Regions from separate parts of the Mus musculus genome. Here regions 1 and 2 are each linked to region 3. Evidence: chromatin loops called from intact Hi-C (ENCODE). Cell type or tissue: heart. All regions are shown on one strand. Links, peaks and the distances in the headings refer to the core of each region. The heading gives the core; the rest is flanking DNA.

Region 1 (9,648 bases), core at 1-8,000, 78 kb before region 3:
TCCTCCTGGGCTGGGTAGACCTGCATCTGGGAACTTCATGGAGAATTCACCATGCTGGCCACACCTCCAGGCCTATACTACTCCCAGGGATGGGTGGGTAGATCACTTTCAGAGAGACCACTTTCTCTCCTCTCCTGGCTTCCCCCACTGAGGTGGTGGGCAGTTCTAGAAGGAGCAGGTCAGGCATTCCCTCAGGGATCAGAGACCAGGGGCTTATCTAGGCTAGCACGCCCACCAAGCTTTCAGCGTAACCTACAGGAAGAACCGAAAGTTGCCCTTGCCTGAGGAGTAGCTTGCAGCTTCCCCCATCCCACCCCCACCCCCACCCCCGGGGACACTGTCTCTAGGAAGCTGGCCTGGACTGCACACACCCTACTCAGATCTCAATCTTCCTGGCCTCTTATCTTTGTCTTACTGATGAAGATGGTATGTGGTATGGGGATGACAGGCTATCTCCCAGGAGGAACTGTCTTCTTGTCCCCAGGGTGGGAGGAGAGAACGTTAGGGCTTACAGCAGTAGCATTTACCTTGCCTTACCTGGACTCTGTGTGAGTGGATGGGGACACTGTCCATCGTGACAGCAAGAGGAACAAGAGGTCTGGTGGTGACCCCTACTTAGCCTCCATATTCTCTTCTGCCCATGCTGGGGTCTCTGCCTTCCTCTATCTGCCTGACTTTTGCAAACTGTCCCTCATGATGGTCTCTCTCTCTCTCTCTCTCTCTCTCTCTCTCTCTCTCTCTCTCTCTGTGTGTGTGTGTGTGTGTGTGTGTGTGTGTGTCTTCCAGATAGGACCAAGGGATGACCAAGGCTCCACAGCTGGTCCTTTCACTCCAGGGCTGAGCTTGTGGGGCTATGTCTTTTACCGCAGCAGAGATCCTTGCACTTGAACCCACGTGCCCCTAAATCTAGGCTGCAGGCTCAGCAAAGCATGCTGGGTGCTCTTGGGAGCCTCTGTATCATCTTCTGCTGTCTCTCAAGACACAACCTCACACAGAAAGAAGCTCCTGAGACCATGTGGCCAGCAAGACAGAGGTAGACGTGGAGGCAGGACAGGCCACAACCTATTGCTTCAGGCTTCTGAGCACACCAGGCCTGAGTCAGGAAGGAGAGGGGCTGGAGGTTGAGGGTGGAGCTCAAGGTCACAGCCCAGGATCAGAGCTGGCGAGCCTAACAGGAAGGTCTCTATGAAGGTGTTTTGGCACAACATGGGTCAGAGGTCATCTTCACATCATACAAACTTGAGTCAGAAGCCACCATCCCCTGAAGCAGATACCGGTCAGAGGTCACTGTCACCTCACACAGAAATCGTCAGAGGTCACCTCATTTCAAGCAGATGTGGGTGAGAGATCACAGTCACTCACACAGATTTAGGCCAAAGGTCACCATCATTCCATCAGACCAGGGCCAAAGGTCACTGTTAGCTGTCTGCAAACTCCCATGAGGCCCACAGTTCTGCTTTCTGGGACATGTCACCTCAGACATTTTTCTCCCACATTAGTCTTCTCTCATCCGTTGGGAGCCTGCCTCCTCTGTGAGTCACATCCCTGGCAAAGCTGGTCCCACCAACAAGCACAGAGGCCAGGCAGCCTACATGGAGGCTAAGTGTGAAGTGGAAGTACTCGTGGGCTTCTATGCTGGTCTTTACTGTGGCTGCCCTGGGATGTCCTCTGTGCCCCTGGCGGCCGGAACCCATGGGATCAGCCATGAAAGTAAGGCTCTGGTTTCCTGTAAGTGGCAGTTGCCGTGCACAGCAGACCTGGACAGCACCCTCCCTCCATCCTGCACCAGACCTAAAATGACTGAAATCCCAGGATCAGTGTCCTTGCCAGAAAGGCAGCCTTAGAAGGATGCAGACAGGGTGGGCAAGGCTGCCATAGATGAGGGGTGCCTAGATCCAGCAGGAGCTGGAAGAGGCAGGCTGGATGCTCTAGTGGAGGTGTGAGCAACCCTCCGACAGCCTGGTCCCTGCCTGTGAGAGACCCCCCCTGGAAACCCACTGTGTCAGCTCCCCATTCATCTCTAGTTAACACAGGGAATGATTCCAGGGCTGGCTGCACCATGACACCAAAAGGCGTGGCCCCCAAGTCATTCCTACAAAATGGCCCAACATCGGCACAGAACCTGTGCATGTGTGCTGGGTGACATGATCTCTAACACATATGGACAGACCTATAAAAACAACTACAAGAGACCCAGTGTTTCTCTGGAGTAATTTCTATTCAGGGTTAGTGGAATCTATGCACGTGGAAGGGCCCCATGAACATTCAAGCTCAGTGGTGGGACTGGTGGGAGGAGGAGGGAAGAGAACAGGGAGAGGGAGAGAGGAGACAGAGAGGGGTCAGGGGAGAGGAGGGAGGAGGGAATACTTAGTAGAATCTAGCTAGCCCAGGGTTGGGCTCAGAACTTCAGTCTGGGCTGAGATATCTGTCTCTACCTTGTCCCTCCTGCCTCCGCTTGGGCTCCTGCACCAAGTGGCACTCTCTACCTCCTGCTTGACGAACTGGGCCCCATGTTTCTCTAAGGCCACACCAGCAAGCTTGGCTTAAGGGGATACATCCATCTGGATCCTCCAGCCTACAATGTCTGTGGGTAGTGTTCAAGGTCTCCCTCAGTATGCGGCACCCTCCTGGCCCCACTCCTGGGAAGCAAGCCACCATCCAATCAAACCTCCAAGACCTACAGTGCCCTGCTATGAATAGTGCCCACAATAGATGCCTAATAAACACAAGACTGTGAACACTCTACCTGACCTGCTTCTGCCCCGCGGCACTCTGGGGTCTGCAGTAGACAGGAATACCACACCAGCATTCCAAGGAGTGGGGTGGCTTTGTGCAGTGCTGACCCCTTGTTCCTTTCTCTGTCACAGGGATGATGAAAGTCCATGCCCTGGCTATCCACCTCACCCATAGCCTGGCATGCCTCAGCTCACAGCAGAGTCCTACTCTGTTGCTGTTAACGGTGAACCCAGCTTACGGTGTTCGGTATGTACTGGCTTTGTAGGGCAAAGGTTGTTGGCAATCAACAAAGCCAATTAACCCATGTTCTGTCTCCAAGATTTTCAGATTCCTGGAGGGTTACAGTCATCTAAACCTGCCAAAGTGGCTCAGCTTTATGCTGCCTCTGGTGTTGATTTCTGGCATTACAGAGCCCCACATTTGTCTCCTTGGGTGAGGTTTTTAGGGAGTTACTGGGATGCACCAAGTGGGGACATTACACTGGTGGGTGAGTATTCTGTCAGAGACATATGCAGACTGCTCTGGGCACCTCTGCTCCACCAATACCCCATCCATGTTAAAGGCACAACCAAGTTCAAACACATCTCGTGGCCCTGAGCTTCAAAGGGCCCTCCAAACTGCTCTATCCAAATGGCACAGTGGCCTTTCTCCCACCTCCGGCTGACTTCTTGCCTTCCTCCCAGTCTCAGAGGAGCCATGTGGGAGATTGGGATAGAAGGGAGGAAGGACCTGGCCCAGGGCAGGAAGCAAAGGGGACAGATTTGGCGGCAGCTCTCAGGGCGGTGGGTCTATGAGGACATCCTCTGGGAAGGGTAGTTCCCTTGCGCTCGCCTGCAGGGTAGTCACATCTGGGTCTGTGAACAAGAGCATTCTCCCTGGTGTCTTTGAATCCCACACCTGGCCAAAGCCCAAAATAACACATGTTGTTGTGGGGAAGTTGGGCCACATATACCTGGGCACCATCGTTTGAGTCCTGTATGTTTTGGACGACCTGGGGTCTGGATGTTTGGGCCTTGGGAAAGCCGCAGGTTTGGGCAAACCTCGCAGTGTTTCCCTCTGCAGAAAAGGGTGCCGTGGGCCCAGGATCTGGACGTGAATCTGACTGCCACAGCACAAGCACCGTGGGCTCAGGCAGGATCCAAAGGCTGCCTAGAGTGTGGCCATGTGCCTGTGAGCCGGGATGGAGCCACCTGCTTGCATCTCTGAGTCCTTGAGGTTCTTGGAGTGAGGTGAGTGATGTAGGGGAAATGGCTGCTTGCTGAATTTCCCTCCCTAAAGCCAGCAGCCCCTGGCTGGAAATGAGGTTGAGACAGGTCCTCATTTCCCCCAATGCTCTGCTGGAAGTAATGCTTATGTGCCCGGGCCTGCCCTGTCCTGCCCTTAACCTCCTCTTTGTATTTAGAAGTATCTGAGAGCCCCTGAGTTCTAGCCTAAGCCCCCACTGTAGAAGACACAGCCCATTCCCTCCTACACAGAGCCATGCACCTGCCTCTGGGTGGGGCCAGGATTCAGGCTTGGCAGCTGCCATGCTCTTACGGGGCCACCTGCCCCAGCTGTGAGGGACACGTTCCTGTTGGTGGGGGGACTGTGTTGATATTTGAGGTAGGTCAACACAGCCACGCTGTCAACAAAGCTGGACACACACACACACACACACACACACACACACACACACGGCAGCTTGGAGATGTCACCTTCCTGTCACCTGCTCCACCTGTTTTAGCTTCTGACTCTTTAATCTCCCCCCATCCCCTTCCCCCAGCCTCTTACCTGGGCTTCCATTCTGAAGACCCCGGGGTCCCGAGAGGAGTGCCCCACTCTCCAGAGTGGTGGTGGATGCCTGGGACATGGAGCTGCAGATGGAGCCGGAGATTGATGGTACCTGGGGCTGGAGGGAGCTGGCCGGCCTCCAGAGCCCACCCTGAAGCACCTTTTCTGATTTCGTGGGGTCTGGAGAGAACAGGAGGGCTGGAGGAGCTTTGGCGTCTCGGAGCCCGTGCCTCTGTTCCTTGGAGGCTCCAGGCCTTTCTAGTCACTACAGCCGGCAGAGCTGGGTTGTGGCCCTGGACGGAGGGTGGGAGTCTGCAGGGCCTCATGTGACACGGGGCGGGCTTGGGGACAGCATGGGGGAGGTCCTCCTGCAGCCTTCAGGGGTGAGGCAGCCAGCTGTGTCACAGTGATAATGCGGTGGGGGTCGGGGGCCTGCAGCTGTGCCCAGAGCTTCCTCGTCAGGAACCATCTGCCTGGTTGCCGGTTCTCCCTCCACCATGCCATTCCGGTCTGACTTCCCAACAACTTCCTCCTATCCCGCCTGTAGCCCTGAGACCTCCCACTGGGCCCAATCTGGTGTGGCTCATGGAGTGTGTTTCCTCCACCCTGGAGTAATGTCCATCCTGGCCAGAGCCTCTGGCTCATCTGTCTATCTTCCCATGGGGCATAGCCCTTCCTGTGGCCTGGGAGGTCCAGAGACTCCACCCACTTTGCCTGCCTTCAGCCACACTTTGCCCAAGACCAAGAAACCCTTTCTATTTGCCCTCCAATGAACGACCTATTGGGGGTGCTGGCAGAGTCAGGAGTGAGCATGGTCAGGACTCTGACCAGCCTCCTGCCCACCCATGGCTCAGGTGGTCTCTCCATCACCATCAGTGGTTCTCTGGTCACCTCTTGCCTGGAAGAATCTCCATTGTCATGTTGTGCCTGGCCTCAGATAGGATCAGGGTCACAGTCTAGTCTCCCAGCTGTGGAAACCCCATCCTATATTACCTTCTTTAAAGGAAGCTTGAGCCAAACAGGCCACACATAGGCAGTTGGCCTCTCTGCCTAGTGACCTGGAGCTTGCTAGAAAGGCTGTCTACTTGGGAGAAACTCCAGGCCCCTTTCCAAGTGAATCCCAGTAGAAATAATGCTATTATAGCTTCAGGTTCCAGAGAAAGCCACTTACTAAACGGTGATGAAACTATAGGGTGGTTTCATGGGAAGGAATAATGTTCTCTTAAACCTGGTAAGGGTTCCCAGACATGGTCCTAGGATGCTAATAGGGCCACTATGCTTTGCTTTGATTTAACGTTTAGCTTGTTCATGTAGATAGTTGGCTACTAAAAACCCCTTGTTTCATGTCTTCCTGGATGTCACTGTCTTGGCCTTGAGTGTCTTGAAATTAAGAGTAATACAACAAGCTACAAGCTTAGGTCTTGAGTTCCAAAACATGGGGTCCTGCTTGCCCCTTCTACCCTGCTGGCTGACTGTTCTCTTCAGGGTTTGAGGAGAGAGGACCCTGCTGTGAGATAGGACAGTCCACCAGTGTCACTGTGTTCCCTGTGTTCTGATGAGGGTGGAGCATGGGATCAACGAGGGCACTGGGTTGTGTCTGTTTATTTTCAGTGCCAGCAGTCCTGCAGGGGCCAGGCTCCTTGACCTCTGAAGAACAGAGCAGTGTCATGGTCCCCAGAACCAGTGCAGCTGAGCCACAGCCCCTCCCCCCAAATATATCAGAGTGAGTGAGTGAGCCAAGGAAGGGTTTGGATCAGGGGCAGTGAGGGGTTTTTGAAAACAGCCCCTAGCCCAAGAGGCAGCAGGGCTGGACCCTGGGTGCGGCTGGTGGGAGTGGGTGGCTCCCCACCAGCTCCGAGGCAGATGTTCCTGGCTTGCACCTGTGGGGCCCACAGATGGGACACTTCCGCTTTCAAGAGGAGGCCTGGCGTTGCTTACTGCCCTGTCCGCATGCTTTTCCAATCAGCAGGTCTCACGGAGGTGGGGTTTGAAAGAGAAGAAAGTTGCTCACAAGTGGGGGACTGCCCCAGCACCTGGGGGTGATCATCCGCTCCCTATGCCCCCAGGAGGGCAGTTGGTGTTTGTGGGGAAGTAGACGTTGGTTGTGGCTTTCTGCGCTGGGTGGTCCGATAGATAAGGAAGGAGTGGGGAAGGAAGTGGCTGCAGAGAGCTTGAGGGGCCGCGGTTCCCTGCAGAAACCATGGCCGTCTGCAGTCTGCACCCAGCTTTATGCCAGGGATTGGGGGCTCCCTCCTGTTCCCTCACACTCTTCCCATGCCAGGGTGGCCAGACATCAAGATGGCCTTGCTTCTGTCTTTTGGAAACTGCAGGAGACAGCTGTCCATCAAAGTTCTCTAATGATGTGGCTGAGTGATTCCAGGTTGGGGCAGCCTTCCTTCCAGGCCTTTAGGAATCTGCTGTCTAACCAGAAAGCTGAGAATAGGAATTCAGAGGCTATGGAGACTGGAGGCAAGGAGGCACTCAGCTTACACTGTCTCCTCTTCTAGGTTGTGAGACTCTATGAGTGCTGGGTAGGTAGATGAACAGATGCATCATGGATGGATGGGTGGACAGACAGACAGATGAAAAGAAGAGGCTACACAAGTCTCATAGCAATCCACTTTATACAGAAAGGATAGGGTCTGCAGGTTGATGTCTCTAGTCTCTAAACCCATCAAGGAGGGCCGTAAGTCCCAGCCGCTCCAGATTGGGGGGAGGGGGGAGAACAGTGACCTGTGCAGCTCCTTGTGAGCTGAGCGGCAGGCCACCAACTTCTGCTTCTTGGTCCCAAGTGAGGTTTGTCTAGTTAGGGTGGGTAGCAGGAGCCATACACTGGGTGACAGGTGAGCCTGTCCAGTGCTGGCCACCAACCCTGCCCAGTACAGGGTGGGGCTGAGCAAACTCAGAACCAGAGAGCAGGTGACACAGCGCATGGCTGGGTGACACGTGGAAATCCGGGACGGGGACTGTGATCATCAGATGTACATCTGGAGAGGACAAGCCTGCTTTTGGGTCCCTAGGCTGGAATTAACCCCTTGTGAGGGTTGGAATTGGGACCCAATGTTTTAGGGGCTTGCTTACATCTCTGGAAAACTCTACGGCTGCCCCTTAAGGTGCTTCTGAGAACAGAAATAAATTCAGCAAACCACACAGGAAGCGCATCTGCTGAACACCTGGATGTGCGAGGCCTGCCTGTGACCTCGGAGAACCCACTCAGCCTCTAGTGAGGCACAAGTGTCAGCGTTGCCACCACCAGCACATCACTGCCACCAGTGCATCACCTGGAGGCTCAGCAAGGTCACCCAGCAGCTGAAAAAGGGCTGGCATTTTTTCAGCCAGGCTTAACCCAGATTGGTGAATCTGTAGGCATCTATGACCCAAACTGTCAGGCACAAAGTCCTATCTACCTTGGCCACTGTTACATCAAGCCCGGGTCCCTCAGCCGCAGGAAACCAAGGTGTCCCAAGGGAGAGTCCAGCCTGTATATGACCCAGCACACAATGCAATGACCCACAGAAGCAGGCATCCTGAGAGCCTGGGTGCTGCCTGCTTATTGGTGGGGAAGCCCCTTCTGAAGCCACTTTCTCTTTAAGGGGCCAGTGTGGAGGGCAGCCCCTGGTTTCTTTATGACTGTGAGGTTGGGGCTGGAGGCTCACCCTTCTTGGGGAGTTGCTCTCCTCAGCAATCTCTTTTAATTTCACTTCCTTTGGGTCTGGGAAGCCAGAAGTGCAGCTGGCCCGGGGCAGCAGGTGCCTGAACCACAGAGGCAGAAACAGGCAGAGATGAGAAAATCTCCCTTAGGCGTGAGCACTGTTTCCTTCGTAATTTCTCACTCCATCTATCTTTCTTTGGTGTTGAAGGGCGCTTTAAAGGGAGCTCTAAATAGGCCTGGACAGTGTACTGGTAGCATTCTGAATACTCTGTTGCAGCAGGCAGCCACAGAACCTGGTGCCTGCTGGTCAGCTTCCCTTGGGGCCTCCAACCCCGCCTTCACAGTCACACCAAGGGTGCCGCCCTTCCTCCAGTCGGTGGGCTGTTTGCAGGTGTGTCGTGGTCATGGAGATCCTGGTAGGCCTGGCTGAGAGAGTGACGGGTGTTTTAGGCACCTGGAAGGATTTGGGAGACGCTTGGAGTCAAAGCTTTTGGATCTGATGAGTCACTGGTGTGGCTAGCCAGGTTTCCTCCTGAAACTGGACCCTCTGTGTAAACTAGTGCTGCCATTGAAGTAACCTCAGAACAGAATGGAAGGGAACTTAACTTGTATCTGCGAGGAAAACAAATTTGCATTGCTTTTTAAAAATGAAGTTTCTAGTAACATTTTTCTGTGCACGTGCAGATCACGGTCCAGTTTAGAGGCTGTGGGGCTCGACCACGGGCTTTCACTAAACTTTTTTTTTTTTTTTTTAATTTAAGACAAGGGCTCAAGTAGCCCAGGCTGACCTCCAACTAACTATGTAACTATGACTGGTCTTGAACCCCTGATTTTTTTTGCCTCTATTTCCTGAATGTTGGAAGTACAGGCACGCACTACCATGTCTGGCTATTATCTGTAATCTTAAACATCAGGTAGGACTGGTGAAATTGGTCAGTGGGTAAAGGCACTTGCCACCAAGCTTGAAAACCTGAGAGAAAGTGGAAGGGGAGAACCAACTCTCTGTACTTTTCTATTCTCTGACCTACACACACACACACACACACACACACACACACACACATACACACATACCCACATATATACACAGAGACACACGCACATACACACATATACAGAGACACATGCATGGACAAATGCATAGACATACACATACACACACATATATATACACACACACTCTCATATATACACACATAGAAACACACACATACACACATACACACTTATACACAAAGACACATGCACAGACAAATGCACTGACATAAACACACACATACACATATTCACACACTCAAACACTCACACACAGACACACATACTTACACACAAACACACACATAGACACACACACTTACACACTCACATATAGACACACACTTACTCACTCTCTCTCTCTCTCTCACACACACACACAGAAAGAGAGAGAGTAAAATATAATAGAAAATTTTAAATCACACGCCCCCCACCCCCTTGAAGGCCCAGTCGGC
Region 2 (9,746 bases), core at 1,061-9,060, 57 kb before region 3:
TGCTTTGTCATCTTCACTACGAGATCCATTTCCCACCCGTCTCCTTCCTCTTCACTCTGTGAGTGTCCCTTAGAAGAAGCCTTAAACTCCCCCTGAGCAGGATCAGACACAGCTCTGCCTCCTTTGTAAGAAGTCGACTTCTCTTTCTTTCTCATTCTACCCTGGCTTGGGCCTTTCTCCTTGATCTAAAAGGAGCACACATTTGTTCCCAGCTCCTGAGTCTTGTTAGTCTCATTTAAATGGCTTCAACAGACCCTCAAGTTACCCTTGACAGGGCCTTGAGACTGAATTAAAATACATCCGTGGCTTGGGACCACTGATGGACTAACACACAAAGGCCCTAAAACAAAGCCTGTCAGAACCAGCATTTACCCGAGGGGGATCCCAAGCATGGGCTGATGCTGTGGAGTCTGTACTTTGTGACAATGTGGCCACTTGGGGACAAACTCTCTCTGCCTTGTCTGATACCACGGAGGACCAGGAGCTGGACTGGCCCAGGCTGCAATGTACAAGGCCATTTGACATACTGGGATGATTCCCGAGCCTTGGTGAGGCCTGGATGGGCCTGTTTGGTACACATCAGTGGGATGCCATTAGGTCATCCTGACCTGTCTTAGTGTCCAGGAAGATTGCACATAGTCAGTCAGTGGGTTCGAGGCATAGAGGCAGCTGTGGCTTTTACTCCAGCTTTGTGTGCCTTCCCTGTGCCTACTAACTCCTAACCAAGAATGACAAGCCCACCTCTGCTCTGAACCCCTCTGTTTCCCTGAACACAGGCACAGTTGTGTTCCAAGTATAACCGAGTCCTCGCTGAGTCCCAAGGGCCTAGGAAGGGCAGAAGCCTGGCTCTGGTGGGCTCCTGACTCTCTGGAGAGCTGCAGCGCCATGGTGGCCCGTTCCTTCTACCACTCCAGCATACCTTCCCTGCCTGCGCACAGCACGTGAACCAGTGACACTCTGTGGACAGGCAGGTCTTGTGTCCCGAATTGACATGGCCATTGATATCATTGATATATAGACCCTGTACAAGGGACCTCTGGGACCCTTGTAGGGTACAGAATTGGGAAAAGTGGGTGGCAGATGGGGGTCACACGCTGGGACGGCTCCACGGAGCCCATGGCTGGCACACACCTACGGTTTGGGCATTTGGTTCTGTTGATGGCAGTCATTCTCCTCTGACTTTCCTGTGGCCTAGACAGAAGATGGATTAACCAAGGCCGTGACAAGGCCATGTGCCCTGATTCTCTGTCTTTGAGGGTAGCACCAAATCGCTTCCAGTCCTTGGAAGGGGTCTATAAAGTCTGAAATTTACCTTACTGTTGAGTGATTTCTCTCCACCCCCCATGAAATGTTACTCACCCCAGATTGAGAAGACACCCACCATCCAAAGAAAGAATTCGGGTTACCTACAGGCACATGGGGATCTCACAGGTACCTAAACTAACAGAACTTCTCCGGGTAATTTATGGGCAAGATTCCTGCTCCTGTCAACCTTCCATCTCTGATACAACCTGGGGGAGGGGTCTGGTGAGTCCCATGAGTCCCATGAATCTCCCTGCTCCCTCCACTGTGAGGGTCTCACGGGGGTGATAATAGATGCTTTATTTCGATAGGGTGACGGCCAAGTCCAGCCTGGACACAGCTAAACACCTCTGACCATACACAGTGAAAAACACTATAGCCGGGAGTGGCCAGGGGAGGCTGGGTGTTGGTCAGGGATTTTCCAGCTGTGGAAAGTGGAAGTTGGAGCCATGGCTTGGGAAGGAGAGAAACAGGAATCTAGGCGGGTCACAGGAGGCAAAAGGGCACCAGGGCAGTGAGATCTTGGTGCTCAGTGCTAGGGTGGCTGGTGTGGAGGTGACATCATGGCATTGCAAGCTTTATATGTGTGAAGCCATAGTCCAGGGGTGAGATGGAGCAACTGAGCTGTGCCAGGGGAGCAAGGCAGCTGCCATGGAGCTGAGAGTGAGAGCTGATGAAATCCAGGGTGGGTGGAGCAGAGGGAGATACCCACAGCATCCGCTGGCAGGTGGGGAAGGATCCAGATGATCCCGTGTGGGAAGAGCAACTAGAGGTGCCCCTTGGGAGATGTTAGGGTGATGGGGCAGAGGTCAAGGGTCATATTTCCTGCCTCATAACGTGATATCAGAGATGTGAAATGGAGAAGGAAGAGGATCCAAAGTGGATCCTACCTTTTGGGAGGTGATAGGCAAGAAGCCCTAGGAAACCGGGAACCTGGAGGCCAGGCAAGCATAGGTGTTCCCAGAGAGGTGGGAGTAAGGAAAAGCAAGACAGAGAAGAAGCAGGCAGCCTGGGCCTCAGGGTCCCAGGCTGAGACCTCGGGCACACTGTCATGGAAGCTTGCCCCTCACTCGAGTGGTCCTGGCTGAGCCCTCTCTAGCCCACCCACAGCTGGCAGGCTCGCCTGCTTCATCCCAGCTTTGAGGCTTTGCCTCTAAAAATAGGCGCTGCCTGGGAGAAGAGGCAGATGGACAGCTGCCCCCTGGCCTTCTGCATCTGGCACACAGCTGTGCGGCCTGGCAGATCGCCTGGCTGGCACCAAGAGCAAATGGAGCATCCTCTGCAGAGGAGGCTGCAGGCTGAGGATGAGACTGGTCCACAGCAGAGACTCTAGGTCCCAGGTAGCCCTAGACCGCCCTCCGCTGACCATGTCCCAGATGCCCAGGAAAGACATAGGATGCTCTTGGCACACAGCTGTAGGCACTGTGGGCCCGCGTGTGCTTCTTTTTCTTCCTTATGATCCCATCCACAATGGCCATGAGGGGATCCAGGGAGTCAAAACCACATCAAATGCCTGCCATGGCTCCAGTCCATCTGGGTTCTGTTCCTCTCAGCTCTGTCCTGAGTCCTTCTGTCCCCCTGTCTCACTCCTCTTTCCTCACCTGGAGCCTTGTGGAGCCTCCCAGACGTCAGACAGTGCCAGCTTGACCAGGACCCTCCCTCCTTGCCTTGCCTGAGGACTTCCCTACCTCTCTGGGAAGGCCTGCAATGCTGTCTCCTAACCCTTGAGCCTGGGACATGTAGGGTCTATATTTTACATGTAGGAGCAGCAGCTCGGGATGGTGAGGTCCCACCATGAGCTCCAAGATGGCCTCAAGGTGCTGATCCTGTCTGCACCATAAGAGGAACAGCCATAGCCAGTCCGTGACTGCCCAGCCGTCACGGCAGGATGTTTGCTCCTGAGGCAGAGCTGACAGACATACTGAGCGGTCATCAGCAGTCAGTGTCTCTGCTGTGTCACCATCTCCCCAACACTGTGACCTACTGCAATCAGTGTCACCTGTGGAATTTACATGCAGCAAAGGAGACACATAACAGTTAAACCCCTTTGGACAAATGCGGGGTCCTGCTGTAGTCACTGTCTGCCTGTCTGCTGTATACACTGTCCCCTGTCTGCTGTATGCACTGTACCACAGTCAGCTTGCACAACTCCACCTCTTCACTCCAGAATCCACGACCCCCTTGCCATTTGGATGGGATTCCTAAGACCCCCCTCCCCTCATGTGCCAGCTAAATACCCTATGAAAATGCTCATAGCAAGGCTTTCCCATGCGGCTTTTAGCTCTCCTTGTTCAATTCCAGATGTGTTCCTGTTGGGTGTATAACTAATTCATTCTTCCCATTGCCAGGAAACATGGGCCCTTGACAGCATCACCTGCGTGACCCCGGGTGACCATTTCTGTTGTGTTTGGTTTCCATCCAGTCCCCCCACTCCAGGGTACTGTGACTCGTTCATTCCAGGACTCTCGGCTCAGTTTGCCTAGGACATCTGCTCCTCTCAACACCAGTGCCCACCTGTGCCAGGCCACCTGCATGTAAGACAGAAACCTGGTTTCTCGGCTTCCTGTGACCTCTTCCTTGGACCTGCGGCTGGGGCCACCCTGGGGATTTCCCAGCACCTCCTGCTTAACAGGGCCAGAAACGCTCCTTTGTGACCACGCTGGGCATCCATCTTACCAGATCCACTGTGTCCAATGTCCCCACTGTCATAGGCCCCTCCCAGGATCCAGCATGTCTCTCTGATACCCAAGCTTGCTATCTCTGCCACCTCTTCCTCCTCCAGTCTACTTCTCTGTTTCCTCTGGCCTGAACCTCTAGATATTCTCCTCTAAGCCACCGGAGAATGGCCAGACCCTTTTGTGTGTTGGGAGAGCCGTAGGGCAGGTGACTCATCAATCAAGGAGGATCTGACCCCCAGATCTTCCTGAGCTGCTTGGGTGGGATCAAAGTTTCACCATCTCCAAAGAAAGAGGAAGGATGAGGGGACTTCTCCTCCCTATAACCTTTGACCTTTCTCTTCGTCATGACAAAAATCACTTGGAGTTCTGCTGGGCTCCAGGACTTTCTAATCCCCTATTTCAGGTCAGGCCTCAGTGGACTCACCAGATCCTTATAGGAACATCTGGGTCAGCTGGGCAGCTGGGCTCCTCCATGGGTGAGGTGGGACTTGCCGAAGCTCAGGTTTTTGAACGGAGGCTCAGGACCCCCAGGAAGAAGGATGGACATCTAACTGTGAGGCCCCGGGAGTCAGAGTACACACTTGGAGATCCACGGCCATGACAGTCGTGTGGCTCTCAGTTTCCCGAACTTGACACCCCTGAACCTATTAGCTGGCTCCAGGCCTGCTGGAGCCTCCTGCCAACGGGCCAATCCCTCCCTGTAAGTTAATCATTCATTCAACAAACGCCCCTTGGGCAGCTTTGGGCAGGAGTCACTACTGAGATCGAAAGTGAACTGGGTCTCCATTGGAGCCGAGTGGGGTTCACAGTGGAAGCTTCCTGAGACTGCTGGAACAGTAGACTCCATAGTACAGGCTTAAAACAGAAGCCAGGTTGGGCAGGTGGCCCAATGGGTAAGAGTATTTGCTGTGAAACCAAGATCTTAGTTCAAATCCCCAGCACCCATGTAAACACGGCTGTTTGGCTGTAACTGCAGTATTGGTAGGTGGAGAAACCAGGCTCAAAGTGGAGAGTTTCAGGTTCAGTCACACACACACACATACACACACACACACACACACACACACACACCTCCCATCACCAATACCTGGATGCCAGGCTGGCTCCATCCTGAAATGCCTGCCTCATGTGGCAGTGCCCATGCCCACGTGTGTCTGAATCTTTCTTTTCTAAGAACGCTGTCAGTGGATCTAGGACCGTTCCACCGCTCTTGCCACAAAGATCCTTCACTTAATGTCACCCACAAAGACCTTTGTAAAAATAAGGTCAATGTTTGCCATTGCAAGGTTTAAGACTCTGACCTGTGGTAGGGGAGTTGATGGTCTTGGACCAGGGAACCGTTGGGGGTGTGTGGGTGGGTGTGGGTGTGGGTCTGGAGTTGACCGGGATGGGGCAGCACAGACTGTCAGAAAAAAGATAAACACAGGGTGGCAGGGAGAGGTGGGGGAGGGCAGTGGGACTTCCAGGCCAGGAGACTTCTTACCCAAGAGGGGCTTCAGGGTACACTTCCCACGTGCTGCCTAAAGGAGGCAGTAAGGGCAGCGTTGCCCCTCTGCAAAGTAGGGCTTAGCAGAGCTCAGCACCAACTCCTTCCAAATTCTGGTGTGCACATGACCTGTCCCAGCCTGCCTGCTGTCCCGCCCTCTCTGTCACAAGTTTCCAGCCAGAAGCAAGTGGCCACAGCTGATAACCTCCCAGAACCTTGGTTTCCTCGTCTGTGAGAAGAAGATAACCACATCTCCTGAAATCAGGGGCTGTGTGGAGACACAGGCCAGGAGCTCTGGACCGACCACAGGCAGGCAGCACAGCCCCTCAGGGCAGCCTCTGAGCCTGCATGGTCAGCCAGCATGGGGGGTAGTCTCAGGGGCTTGTGGGTCAGTCTCCTTAACCACCAAGAGGATGCTGAGCTGACCCATGGGTCACTTGGAGGGGACAGATGGGGTGGGAACCAAAGTCCTGGGTGAGGAGAGAGAAGGGCAGGGAGAAGAAGCCACGAGCGTGGAACCAGGGAGGAAATCATAGCCCCCACTGCAGACAAACACGAACAGAGAGAGGGACCAAAGGGCTAGAGTGGGGCTCCACCTCTCCCGCTTTTCTCCAACGTGGGCAAGGAGCGGGGGAGGGGGGAGTAAGATGTAGGCGACCCACAGACTTGCCTTCTTGCAGAGAAAATATTCCCTGAAAGACATTAAATGAAGTAAATAGGAGAGATAAAAATGGAAATATCAAGGCAGCAACTTCTCTTCTGATTATAAAGCGAGCGGCGGAGGCGGGGTGGGGCGGGCCTGCGGGAGACGCAGCTGCAGCAGCCGGCCGGGCTGATAAGGGCTCTGGCAGCCTGCGCGGGCAAGATAAAGCCAGGCGCCGCTGCCCTCAATCCCGGCCATCATCAATATTCACAGGGCCTGACCAACTGGCATCGCAGATAGAATAAATATAGACTGCCAGCTATTACCGAGACCTTATTAATCCGCTTGCAGGCATTTAAAGGCCGTGGAAAATAGGGGGGGGGGTGAGCGCAACCATCAATAGCTCGACTCATCATCAAATACTTTCCTTACGGTTCCTCTCCTCCCCATTGTCTCAGGGTCTCAACGTTCTCTTAGAGATGAGGTTTTGGCACACAGATGGAGGGGCCAGGTGGGGAGGATTCAAACACCTGGTGGAGGGGATGCCAGGGGGTTACAGCTGTCCCTGGAGTCCTCCTGAGCTCTGAATGCATTCTCAGGGCAGACCTCACCCGCCTTGAGAAGTGTGTGCTGGCATCCAGCGTTCCCCTTCCCTTAAGCTGTCAGAGCCTGACTGGATGCTGGCTCACACAAGCACATTTATCACAGGAAGGGAAAACAGGGACATGCCCAGAGCAGCAGGGTTACTGCTGAAACCGGTCCAGCCAAGGCTGCTCGCCTGCCCAGACCCCACGGCTCCTGGCTGCTACAGTGTGCAATAGGCCTCCTGACTGGGTCTCCTGTGGTCCATTTGACTTCCGTGCCAGTCTCTCTTTGTAAGTGGCCTTGACAGGGGCCAGGCACCCAGGCATCTGGCTCCTTGTCGTCGTCGTCGTTGTCACATCTCAGTGGAGATACTTCCCTCTACAGAGGCCTTCTGCCTGTCACTATTCATACTGAGGCTTCCCCCCCAAACACAACAGGACGCACCATCTGACCCCAGATCTGGGGACAGAGCCCGGCTTGTGGGCACTCCTGGGCACATTGAGAGGGGAAGGAGAAAGACTCACCAGCCTTGGATGCTGGGTGGGGCTGGAGATACAGGATGTATGGGCAGGGAGCCTAAGGGCAGTCAGAAAAGATGCTTCAGGCAGAAGCAATGGATGGAGCAAAGGCTGAAAAGGACGCTCAGCTTGCCTTCTGCCTCTGGCACAGCACACATACCATCCTGGGCACAGATCACGCTTGCAGATCTTGGTTGGACTCCTTAGCTGCATACCTGAGGCAGGATCTTGTGGCAAGCGGCCTTTTGGAAGGTGACAGGGATACGAGGCCAAGGATATAGATCCAGCGGGAGCTTGAACCTGCACACATTCCAGGTGAGATGTCGGAAGTCATGAGGTGTAGAAGCCGTGCACCCCTGATCTACCTGTGGAACCAGGAGTTCCAATGTTCTTATCCCTGCACAAAAGATCCCAATCCCCATCCAAGGATTTGCTTTATTTTCGTTTTACATGTGTGGAGGAGGTCTTGCTTGCATGTATTTCTGTTTACTGTGTGTGGGCAGGGTGCTTAGAAGCCAGAAGAGGGTATAGGACTGAAGTTACAGATGGTTGTGAGCCGCCATACAAGTGCTGGGAATTGAGCCAGGGTCCTCTGGAAAACCGGAACCTACCAGAGCTCTTAACTATTGGCTGAACAGTCTCTCTACTGCCCCCACCCACCCCCGTCTCTCTGGTTTGCTGTAAACTCCTGAGAGGGCTCTGAGAGCCAAAGAGATGCCAGGATGGTCAGAGACAAGGTCCTGCATGGAGCAAGGCAGACCTGTGGCATCATCACACCTACAGGCTGAGCTCAGTGCCCAGCAGAGCTTGTAGCTGGCGTGGCGCTTAGCTCCAAGGGCCCAGATGGGGCTTCATCTCTCTCTTGGAAGCCACGCCTCCTCAGTCTCCTGCTGGTCCTGCCTCACACACCTACATCAAACATTCTCTAGCGACCTGTAAGTACTTCCAAGCTAAGCAGGCAGGCCCATCGAGGGTGTCACCCAAGGAAGAGAAACCTTGGCCATCTTCCAGGTTCCAGCCTGCTCACTCCCTTCCAGGAAGGGTCCCAGCATCAGCCATGAAAGGCCTTGAGAGATGAGCATCAGATCCCATCCGTCTGCTCTGCGTGTGCAAAGTTGCATGCTTGCTTCTCACAACTCTACCATAGCCAGGGAAACCGAGGCACAGAAGGCAACTATGCCTGAACTTAGATGGACCTTGGAAAAGACAAAATTGGATCACACACTGTCTCTACCCTTCCTGCTTACATGGCTTCAGACATGTCCCCAACCTCTGAGCCTGTCCTGCCTCCTGTGAGCTTGACACAGGAACTCCCAACAAGGATGCTAGGGATGCCAAGGGGACACAGTGATGCTGTGTCCCCTTGTTCCACACTCTGCTGTCTTTGCTGCCTCTTAATGCCAGTCAGCAGACAGCGCAGGGTTCAGCCCTTGCTTGTGCCTCAGGAAAGTGTACTGAGTGCAATGAGAAATGGCTTCTGAAGACAGGGCAGGAACTGCTGCAACCCTCCTCTTTGACACATGTTTTTGACTGACAGGATCCTTCTAGGTTTTGGAGCAATCTGGTCTTCTAAATGCAGTCACATTCCAGTGGCCTGTTCTCAGCCTTAACTCCACTTCCAGCCCCCACAAAGAAAGGGTCTGTTTTAGGATTGGCTCCTTACTGATCAAATGCCACAGAGGCAAGGGCCAGAGGGCTCAGGTAAATATAAATATCAGCCACATTGTCATTCATTAGAACAGTGAGCAGAGGGTTGGGAACAGAGACAGGAGGCTCTCTCTTGAGAGTGGGTTATGGAGGTGACAGGGGCTCAGTGACCCGCCCACATGTCCTCATCCAAGTCTGATGGTGTGATAGTCAGTTTAAACTGTCAATGTGACACAATCTGGATCACCTGGGAGTGTCAGTGAGGTGCTGCCAAGGTTGGGATGGTCTGTGAGGATTGTATTGATTGCACTAATTGAGACGGTTCACACATTGCGGGTGACCATGGCGGGTGACCCATGGTGGAGCAGGGTTTCTGGGTTGAATAAGCATAGGAGAGAGCAAGCTGAGCACTAGCGTGTGCCTCTATCAATCCGCCTCGCTCTGCTCCTGACTGCACGTGCAACATGACCGGTTCTCTCAAGTGCTTGCTTCTTTGTCTTCCCTGTGATGGACTATGAGCTAACACAAAAGTGTTCTTCCCTCAATGGCTCCTCATAGGATGCTCTAGCTTGGCAAACAAGAAACAAAAATAAGCAAGAGCCTGTACCGTGGCTGGGCCGCTGACTCTGGAGGACAGATAATCCTCAGAGGGTGTGACTCCCATTACAGGTGGTCTCTGGGAGCAGCAAATGGGGTGATGAGCACGGCGTCCTCCAGAGCTGGTCACCACCACCATCTCAGCTTTGCAAATAAGACACAGGGAATGGGGGGGGGGGGTCTGGTGGCAGGTGGGCGGTCTCATTGCTCATGGCGTGTGGGACCTGCCGGCCACCGTGGGAATGGAAAAGGAGACAACGCATGCGGACACAGAGGAGCGTCTAGACACT
Region 3 (9,746 bases), core at 1,090-9,089:
TGTGTCCTACCTGGGATTCCTTATTTGACTTTTATAATATATACTGGAAATGGCCTTCTCTCCTACAGATGAGGAGCTGAAGGTCTGAGAAGCTCACCTGCCCCTCCCATGTCCCCTCCCAGATGGAAGCCAGACCTTACTCCTCTGATATGTTCACATTGCCTCAGAACTTCACAGCCTTTAGGGTTAGGGAGATGGCTCAGTTGGTGAAGATCTTACCTATCCTGCAGGAAGCCCTGGTTTCAATCCCCAGCACCCATAAACTATGTGTGAAAGACATCCCAGACCTTGAGCAACAGAGGCAGAAGGAGCAAGGAGTTCAGGGTCATCGTTACCTTCAGATATATAATGAGTTTGAGGCCAGCCTGGAATTTACTAGACCATGTCTCAAAAAAACTTTATGAGTGAAAAATAACAAATGTTATCCACACAATCACAAGCATCAAGAATCCAGAAGAGGGGTCTGAAGATAAAGCTTAGCAGTTAAGAGCACTGGCTGCTCTTCTAGAGGACCCCAGTTCAATTGCTAGCACCCACATACACAACTGTCTGTAACTCTGTTTCAGGGTGTCTGACACACTCACACAGACATACATGCAGCCAAATCACCAATGTACATAAAATAACAACAAACAAACAAACAAACAAATAGTTTTTTAAAACACAGAAGGGCACAATCACACCTCCCACAAGTTGTACATGGTCTTCAGCCTCCATGGGTACTGTGGGATTTGCTGGCCAGTACACACTTGATGGGACTGTGAACAGAAGCCTCTGTTTTCTTCAGGCAGACTCTCCACAGGCTGTTCCTGAGTCTTCCCTCCGTGGAAGTTGGTTTCTCTAGATACAGGATCAATCAAGGAAACAACAAACAGGCTAGGGCACCTTCCATATCCTCCCTGGGAATGTACATGACCTCTCAGTGTCTAGCCATAAATTTGGGTCAGCCCTGTTCCATGTAGGCTGGACCAGCCTGGACACAGAAAACAGGTCAGAGACTGTCACGATCTCTTCTCTCAGTCACCAGGTACAAGGTGGCATCAGTACTCCCAGGGCTGGGTCTCACCAGGACACCAGTGCAGGCGCCTACAGAACAGGCCGCTTGCAGAAGGTAATGCGTTCACAGCTTGCGGAAGTTCCCCTCGTGAGCAAACTCCCTGCCAGCCAGATCTGGGCTATGCTTCAGTCAAGTGAGAAGGTGTGACCCAGGCGCCCCCAGCAGCTTCTGCTCATTAAGCTGGAGGTGCAAAGGACTTGGGGGAGGGGCTGAGTCCCCTTCCAGGATGCTGCAGTGAGGAGATTTTTTTTTCCTGGAAAGGGCAGGTGTGCAGGTGTCTGGAGTATGCGGGCATCTGATGGGGGCAGGGAAAGGTCTGGTGTCTGGTTGTGAGATGTGGCATAGAAAGTGCAGAGTCATCTCAACCACCTGAACCCAAGGTGGAAAAAGAGGCTGCATCTTGACTTGAAACTGTCACGTGGGATGGCTCAGCCATCTCCTCGAGGGAAGGTGGGAGCTGGCTTCCTGCCCAAGGCTGCAGGTGCTGCTGTCTGGCTACTACCATTTATCTCACATCTGTTGACAGGCACCTGTCCTGGACCACGATGGGGAGCCAGTGATGAAGAAGGCCAGAGTAATGGCAGTTCACACTTTCCCGCAGCAGGAAGTGCTCTGGTGGACTGAGCACACAGCCTCCCTCTGAGAGGCAACTGCTACACTCCACCCTTGCACTTGCAAAGTTCATGTGTCCACCTGATTCTCTGTGCCAGGCCCTTATGGCCTTGTCTCTGCTGGCTCTTTTGAATTCCTCCTATGAATTCCCTTGTTCTGTCTTTTCCACTTTCCCTTCCCGAAACCTCAAATCCTGCCCACCAGACTTCCCAGCAGACCCAGCCAATCTCTTCCCCCTCGATTTCCACCTCGGCTGTTTGTCCAGACACACCCCTCCCCCTTGTTTCCAGCCCTTCTGTGGAGGATCCTGCTTAGCCACCACTCTTCCTAGTCCTCAGGCCTTTGGGGAACTCTCTGCTAGAGCATCTTGGTCCTTCAGGACATCTGTAACTCAGCTGAGGACAGTAATGGGGGTCGTGCTGGAGTTTTCCTCACATGGATATGCCTGCTTTCTGCATTTGTTTTTCCTGGCTGGTTAGTCCACATCTCTTCTGTTAGTGACTATCTGGATAACCTCAAATATCTGGTCATTCCAGACAACCCATGCTGTGGTCACTGAAATGTCAATCAGAAGCTCAGGGGCTGGATGGGACTGGACCCTGTGGGCCTCTTGTTATTTGTGTGTGTGTGTGTGTGTGTGTGTGAGAGAGAGAGAGAGAGAGAGAGAGAGAGAGAGACAGAGACAGAGACAGAGACAGAGACAGAGACAGAGAGACCACAGAAGCCGGATCGCCCATGGAGCTTGAGTTACAGGCATTTGTGAATTGCTTGGTATAAGTGCTTAGAATCAAATTCAGACCCCCTGGGAGGGGAATACCACTGAGCCATCTCTCCAGCCACTCTATCTCTTCTCTTGATGGTTTTGTGGTTTTGTTTGTTTGTTTGTTTGTTTTTGAGACAATCTTATGTATCCCAAGCTGACCTCAAACTCTCTATGTAGTCAGATAACCCTGAATTTCTAATCCTTTTGCTTCCACATTCTAAATACTGTGATTAACATGTCTTGTTTAGGCATAATCCTGGGGGTTATGCTAACAACTGAGCACTCCAAACCCAAATCCAGACTCTTGATGATTTCCAAGGCCCAGGGGTCACAGAATCTGTCTCCATTCTGGCCATGTTTAGGACTATGCTTTGGGTGTAGACATTTAAGCATAGAAGTCCTAGGGTCTGTGGTGTAAATCCCAATGTTAGACATTTTGATTCACGTTGATTCTCTGCCTCTTCCTCTCTTTGATCTCACTTGCCAAAAAAGGGAAAAGAAAAGGAAACAAAAAGTTTGTTAGAAACTGTATAACTTCAGAAGCCTCCTGAATTTTGTGTATGGCTATTGTAAAGACACCCAGTGCTCTCCTCAGAAGCCCACATCAGTACTAGGGCGTCTACCATCCTTCGCCTAAATCAGTTCCCTCACCAGTATGTCTCAATGGTAATGCTTAAAACTATATTAAAGCTACGTCTTGCTAACTCCAAATGTGCTTCATAATGAATCTTCCTGAAAGCCTAAGTCAAGAATCCGTGTTTTACCTACATGGAGGTCTGTGAGACTTCCCCAGCTGCTGCAGGGAGAGGAGTTTTGTCTATAGCTTTGCTGCCACTGACAAACAGACCTTAGTGTTTCAAGGTTTATCTTTACTGTACAGAAAGCATTTAGTATCCTACCCTAAAACTGGCTGTGGAGGCATAGATCTGTAATCCCTATACTCAGGAGGCTGAGGCAGTGGGATTACCAGGAGTTTAATGCCATCCTGTGCTACAGAATGAGACCTTGCCTCCATCCTGCCACAGTTCCTGGTCTGTGTCACAGAGGTGTGTTTAGCATATAGACCCCCCCAGCTGCAAGCCGAGGAACCCCTCTTCAGGGGCCAAGGGAGTCCATTTACATCCTGATTTGGCGAAGATGGTGACCACAGCTGTGTGGTCCCTTTGGCCACGGGAGCCATCATGCCTATTAAAATGATCGTTGAGAGCTGAGAATACAGCTCCAAGTCGTTGCGGTGCTTGTCTAGCATGTGTGAAGCCCCAGGTTTCATCCTTGGCACTACGTAAGCCGAATGTGGCGAAGCAAGCCTATAATTAGTCATCTCTCAAAAGGTAGAGGTAGGTTACCCTTAGCTACATTGCTGGCTTGGGCTACATGAGACCCTGTCTCAATAACAACAGTTAAATAGGACCCAATGCAAACAACTCACAGTACTTGTTCCATCAGGACAATGGATCCAGAGATCTGGTAACAGATGTCAGGCACCTAAAGGCCACTCTCTGCCAGTCCCTCTCAAGACTTGCGAGCAGATGGAGTATGCGAATGAGCAGGAACGTTCGTTCCCGGAACGCATTTCTCAGGCGCTGCATCCCGGGACGTATTAGATCGACGGACACTTTTCGCCTGCGGACACTTTTAGGTGTAGGACTCATTCCGGCCCGCTTCACCTACCTGGACAACCTCGCACTCCCGTGCCCCACCCCTGACACCCCCACCCCAACCCCGCCTGACCCCAGGTGAGCGCGCAGCAGACTACAAGAAAGGGGGTGTCGAGGTGAGCTGGAGCTGACCCGGGGGCCGTGGGACCTGTCGGGCAGGTGTCTGTCACAGCGTGAGGGACACTTCTGTAAGGACCCGGGATGACGTCACACGAAACCCCTCCCCGATTTGTTTGCGCCGAGCACCGTGTGGGATGCAGGTCGCCAGGGTCCTGGCTCGGATGGGTCCCGAGAGCCGACTAGGGCGTCAGGGACGGGACCAGCGTGCATGCGAGGAAGGGCTTCTGGATTTGGAAGCGGGTCCGGGAATTTCTCTAAAAGAGAAGTGTGTTGATTCTCATCCTGGAAGGGAGGGAACTTGCCTGTGGCTGACCACTAAGACCCGTGAGAGCCTCCAGATACTGCTGTAGGAGCACATCTAAGCCATAGGCTGTCCCGAGAGGGAGTCCTGAAATCGGAAATGCGCTAAGCGTTTTCAAGGCCAACGTGATTATTGTAAAACCGGTGTCCCTGCTGCCCTTGTCTCCAGACGGATGTAGACATACCTTTCTGATGACATCCCTGGACATGAAGTGGGTCAGGGAACCATGCACAGCCAGATGCCCTGAATAGACAGTGTTTTGCCCTAAAGAACTGGCTCTGGTTGGACGAGCTGGGAGTTAGCTCAATGCTGACAGATGTTTAATGATTGGGCCAGGCTCATGCTTGAAGACTTTCTTAGTTGGGGTTTCTATTCCTGCACAAACATTATGACCTAGAAGCAAGTTGGGGAAGAAAGGGTTTATTCAGCTTACACTTCCATGTTGCTGTTCATCACCAAAGGAAGTCAGGACTGGAACTCAAACAGGTCAGAAAGCAGGAGCTGACGCAGAGGCCATGGAGGGACATTCCTTACTGGCTTGCTTCCCCTGGCTTGCTCAGCCTGCTTTCTTATAGAACCCAAGAGTACCAGCCCAGGAATGGCACCACCCACAATGGGTCCTCCAACCCTTGATCACTAATTGAGAAAAGGCCTTGCAGCTGGATCTCATGGAGGCACTTCCTTAAGGGAGGCTCCTTTTTCTGTGATAAATCAGGCTTGTGTTAAATTGACACAAATCCAGCCAGTACAAAGACCAAAGTGGCTTTGGAGGCCTGCACTGGTCCCATTTCCATATATGAGAGAGTAAGACAGTGCCTCAGAGGGGACATGGTAGAACTTATAAGAACTGACGATGGCACAGCAGTGCCACCCCAGCATGAGTACAGCTGTCCACACAGGAATCAGTTTGCTCTTTCCTCTACCACCCTCTCTGACCTGTCACCCCAGGGTCAGTGTGTCCTCCTCATGGGGGCCACTGTTCTTGCTGGTGTGGGTGTCTCCTCACAGAATGAGGGCCCCATGGGTAACTGTAACTGAGTCTATTCCACAAGGAGCCTGGCTTGATACCTCCTGATGCCCAGTGTCTGTCCATGGCTACCAACGTTCAGGGCTCAGGACTCTACCCCAGAGGTCCTGGAGCTGCATCAACTCTGCCTGCTCCAAATCTTGTGACCACCCTACTGTGTTGCTTATGCCTGGTTAGCCAGGTTGACTCAGCCCTACCACCTCATGGGGTACGGAGGTGTCCAAAGGAGGGTGCCAGATAGATTGGTGGAGGCCAGCGCTCTATTACACAAGTGTGTTTGAGTGTCTCTGATCTACTTATGCTTTTCAAAGGACCATTGGCTAGTGTCAGTTAATGCCATGATCACTTGTGTGAGCGTACTGTATGCACAACTTTTGTGTCCCTAAGGTCGTAGTGTTAATGCAACAAGGGGGGAAGGTTTGCACGTATTTGTGCTACTGCTAAGAGGGCTTCTTTCTCATGATCCAAGCTCTTGCCCTCCCTAGGACTAGAGGCCTGTATCAGGAGGGCTCTCCCATGCCCTTGTTCCTGTGTGCCATCATCTCTCCAGGCAATTCTTCATCAGTAACCTGGTCTCCGGGGTTCCTTTGTGCAGCTTCCTGATGCTGATGAGTTTCCACATCTGGGTGCTAGGCAACAGGCAGTACCTCCTGAGTGCTGGGCTCTCTGGGTGCTTCAGAAGGAGAGTTGTGCCATTTGGAGGCTGTAGTGTAGCATCATGTTAGATGCTTCTGGTGTCTCTCACACAGCAGGTCTTTCTGTGTGAGTTTCTCTATTTTCTGTTCCCTTGTGCAGAGAAAATAGATGAATGACAGATGTTATATCCTTCCTGTTGATCCACTCTTCCCCCAGAGCATCCTGGGACATCTCACACTCTAACCCACAGGAATCTGGTCCCAAGTCTGTAACTCAGAAATACCACCCAGCGCGTCTTTCTCTTGCTTTTGGCATCTCTGACTGTGAAACAAATAGAGAAGTTGTTGGCGTGAGAATTAAAGCACCCCGATTTACTCCGTGCTTGCTGACTTCTGGAAGCCCACATGGCTGTCAAGTTCTTGGCTTCTCTTGCCTAGCCCTGCTGTCGCCTGCATTTTTTTTTTTTTGGTGTCTTTATAGAAGTAGAAATCCAGAGTGTGAACAGCCTGGGACCTCTGAGCCCCTGTGGAGCAGAGCTGAGAGCAGCTGTGGGGCCCTCACTGCCTCATGCAGACCCCATGTGCTTAGAGCCTGCAAGCAGCCACAAGCTAACTTCTGCACAGAAAAGTGAGGTGGAGTTCTCCTGCTATCTTGACCTGAGCACCTGGATAGAAGCGAGAGCAGCCAAGCCCAGCAAGAAGGCAGGCAAGCAGTCATTCCCAAAGGTCTTGAGCACAGAACAAAATTTAGTATTCAGACTATTTATTGATGTAGAATTTGTTTTGTCAGGTAATTATGTAAGTATTGCAAATAGTCTGTATATAAGAGAATAACGCTATCCTGGTGTGGTGGCACATACTTTTAATTCCAGCACTGAAGAGGTAGGCTGATCTCTGAGTTCAAGGCCAGCCTGGTCTACAGAGAGAGGTCTAGGACAGCCAGAGCTACACAGTGAGACTCTTCCTAAAAACAAAGCTGTGTTTAGTACATATAGCAGGCAGTGGCGTGTTGGCTTACCCCGGCAAGCTAATGAAAAAGAAAAGTTGGTATGTGTCAGAAAGAACATGCTAGTGGAGACAGACTTCACAGAGGGAATGTGACATGCAGTTGTCTTCGAGATGCAGAGGGAACTGAAGGGAGGCGAGGCAAGGGTATGTCCTTCTCCTGGGCCTCCTAGGATATTGTAAGGCTCTCAGCTATCACCCCAGAGCATGCCAGCTGTTGTATCTGTCAGGGAACATTAGCCACATGGCCTGGGGTGGTGGCAAGGTTCCCATCAGCAAGTGACTTTATTGACTTCATATGAGTGATGTCTAGTGTGAATGTGTAGTGCCTCGATAAGAGACAGGTAGCAGTGCCCTCAGCCCACCATAACCTCTGCACTGATCACTGATCCAGCTCAGCTGTGTCTGCCAAAGCAGGCATGGCCTCTTGCCTCTTAACTGTGGTTGGGGAGGCTGCTCAAATGAAAGCCACAAGTGATTGGTGGGTAGGTGAGGCTGAAGCCAAAGGGCCTTAGTGGGGAGTGATGTGTTCTAACTGATGGAGTCCAGACAGGGTGGGGGTTGTCATCTTGCCAGATAATAAGGAACATGTGACATGAGGGTTATAAAGCCAGAGCAGGGGACATTGCTAGCTAGCACTGGGGAGCGGATCTAGAACAGAGCCGGTGTGGAAGTGTGATGGCCCCTCTGTGTTGCTCTGGGATGGACCTCAGCTTCACAGAGCTCAGCAGTGACCTCCTCCCTCTCCTGAGCACACAGCTGCTGCGTATTTCATTACAACTTAGTAGTTGTACTCGGGAAGACAAACTGATGTTGTCTAGCCTTCCTTAGGTTCTGCTGAGTCGCGTTTGCTGAATCACCACGCTTTGGGGCACGCTGGGAGAAGTAGCTGTGTCTTCCTGAGCAGGCTGTGTCTCAGATGGGATCTGAGAGGGGCGAGGGTGACTTTGGAGTCCCTGCAATGCCTGTGTCTACTAACTAGTGATTTTCCAGGCTCAGAATCACAAAATCCATTATTCAGGTTTTACCTTACGTATACTGTATTTGGTTTCTCTAACTTTAAATTATTCGGAACTTTTGCATGGTTTTGAACTCTTTAAAGAATGCAAATAAAAAGCTTTGATACTAGACACTTTCTAAACAGGTTGTACCACGGAGAGTGTTAGCCCCTTTGTTTAGGGGATGCTATGTTAAGAGTTTCTGTAGCCTTTGGGTGTGTTTGGAGGGTTTTAAACCTTGCTATGGTGTGCTTTGGGTGTGTTTGGAGGGCGTGTTTTAAACCTTGCTATGGGCAGGGATTGGGTGGGCACCAGATTCTCACACTCTACACTCTCATCCTCCCCAGCCCAGCCAGTGGTTTGTCGGTGTGATGCCACCTCACTTGGCACTGCCCTTCAGGCGTCTCTTCTGGTCCTTGGCCTCCAGTCAGCTGATTCCCAGAAGACACCGAGGACATAGCCTCCTGCCTACCACCCCAGAGGCCCACACGGATGGGAGTGTCCCGGTATTCATCCGTGCCCTGGCCTTTGGGGACAGGATTGCCCTTATTGACAAATATGGCCATCACACCTACAGGGAACTGTATGATCGCAGCCTTTGTCTGGCCCAGGAGATCTGCAGGCTTCAGGGTTGTAAAGTTGGGGACCTCCAGGAAGAAAGGGTCTCCTTCCTGTGCTCCAATGACGTCTCCTACGTTGTAGCACAGTGGGCCTCCTGGATGAGTGGTGGTGTTGCTGTCCCACTGTACTGGAAGCACCCTGAGGCCCAGCTGGAGTATTTCATCCAGGACTCCCGGAGCTCTTTGGTGGTGGTTGGCCAGGAGTACTTGGAGCGGCTAAGTCCACTGGCTCAGAGGCTGGGAGTCCCTCTTCTGCCGCTCACGCCTGCCGTCTACCATGGAGCAACAGAGAAGCCCACAGAGCAGCCAGTTGAAGAGAGTGGGTGGCGTGACCGGGGTGCCATGATCTTCTACACCAGCGGGACCACAGGGAGGCCCAAGGGTGCACTGAGCACCCACCGTAACCTAGCCGCTGTGGTGAGTGCCAGGGTGCTCCTGGGGCCTCTCTGTACTCCTCTCTCACTGTCCTGGCCTCATTTATGGTCACCACTGAGTGGGGCCCTGAGGTGCTTCCCGGGGTGGCCTGCTTTTCTAGTGTCATTCACAGCTGTCACTACCCTGTAAATTCTGAAATGCTTGGTGACAAGGAGTAGCAGTGACCCATCAGCTTACAGTAGGTGGTGGTGAGGCACACAGAACAGGGGGATCACTGGATCCCTGCATTGTCGGGGTGTGTGATCAGTACCTAAGGTTGGGATTTATGAGCGCCCTAGAAACAGGAGCCACTTCTCGGTCAACTCCAGCCTTGTGTGTTAGCTTTATATTCTGCCACGCCCAGAACCAGTCACTGACTGTGCTCACTTTTTACAAAGTGTGACTATGTCCTGGGAAGTCTCCTTACAGTAGGAACAGTGAAGTGAAGCGCCAGGCAGCGGACAGAGGAGGGAAAAAGTGAATCCCAGGCTCCTGGCTCCTGGCTCACGAAGTATGCATGGTTCCAGCCATCGGGC

What was found. Hi-C counts contacts between places; a loop is a spot of excess contacts. Peaks named below come from ENCODE experiments on the same cell type or tissue, not always from the same donor. Only the 100,000 strongest peaks of a DNase experiment are listed, where the experiment ranks them.
Region 1: it touches region 3 in a loop (1.8-fold over the local background); 3 of 42 quality-filtered maps call a loop at or near these places.
Region 2: a loop joins it to region 3, with 1.8 times the contacts of the local background. A loop is called at or near these places in 4 of 42 quality-filtered maps.

The regions. Positions count from the first base shown.
Region 1 is chr8:122,694,309-122,703,956 of GRCm38, forward strand. It overlaps Gm10612 (predicted gene 10612), which reads left to right and starts at 3,551. Exons shown (of 3, transcript NR_166074.1): 1 at 3,551-3,711; 2 at 3,799-3,965; 3 at 4,499-5,852. It also overlaps a transcript of Cbfa2t3 not described here. In heart, for the core only: a CTCF peak has its summit at 3,134; DNase peaks (open chromatin) are centred at 3,473, 4,993 and 6,493; H3K4me3 peaks cover 3,472 bases; H3K27ac peaks cover 5,260 bases; H3K27me3 peaks cover 1,166 bases.
Region 2 is chr8:122,714,234-122,723,979 of GRCm38, forward strand. No RefSeq gene overlaps it. Among named protein-coding and RNA genes, the nearest start is that of Gm10612, 21 kb to the left of the region's middle. In heart, for the core only: a CTCF peak has its summit at 5,508; DNase peaks (open chromatin) are centred at 1,766, 5,718, 6,288, 6,774 and 1 weaker place; H3K4me3 peaks cover 1,576 bases; H3K27ac peaks cover 3,699 bases; H3K27me3 peaks cover 4,208 bases.
Region 3 is chr8:122,771,423-122,781,168 of GRCm38, forward strand. It overlaps Acsf3 (acyl-CoA synthetase family member 3), which reads left to right and starts at 4,064. Exons shown (of 10, transcript NM_144932.4): 1 at 4,064-4,168; 2 at 8,524-9,213. The coding sequence starts at 8,548. It overlaps Gm39271 (a long non-coding RNA gene), which reads right to left and starts at 4,026. Exons shown (of 3, transcript XR_879309.2): 1 at 3,862-4,026; 2 at 684-2,911. In heart, for the core only: no CTCF peak of the experiment used is centred there; a DNase peak (open chromatin) is centred at 4,219; H3K4me3 peaks cover 1,349 bases; H3K27ac peaks cover 1,380 bases; H3K27me3 peaks cover 1,749 bases.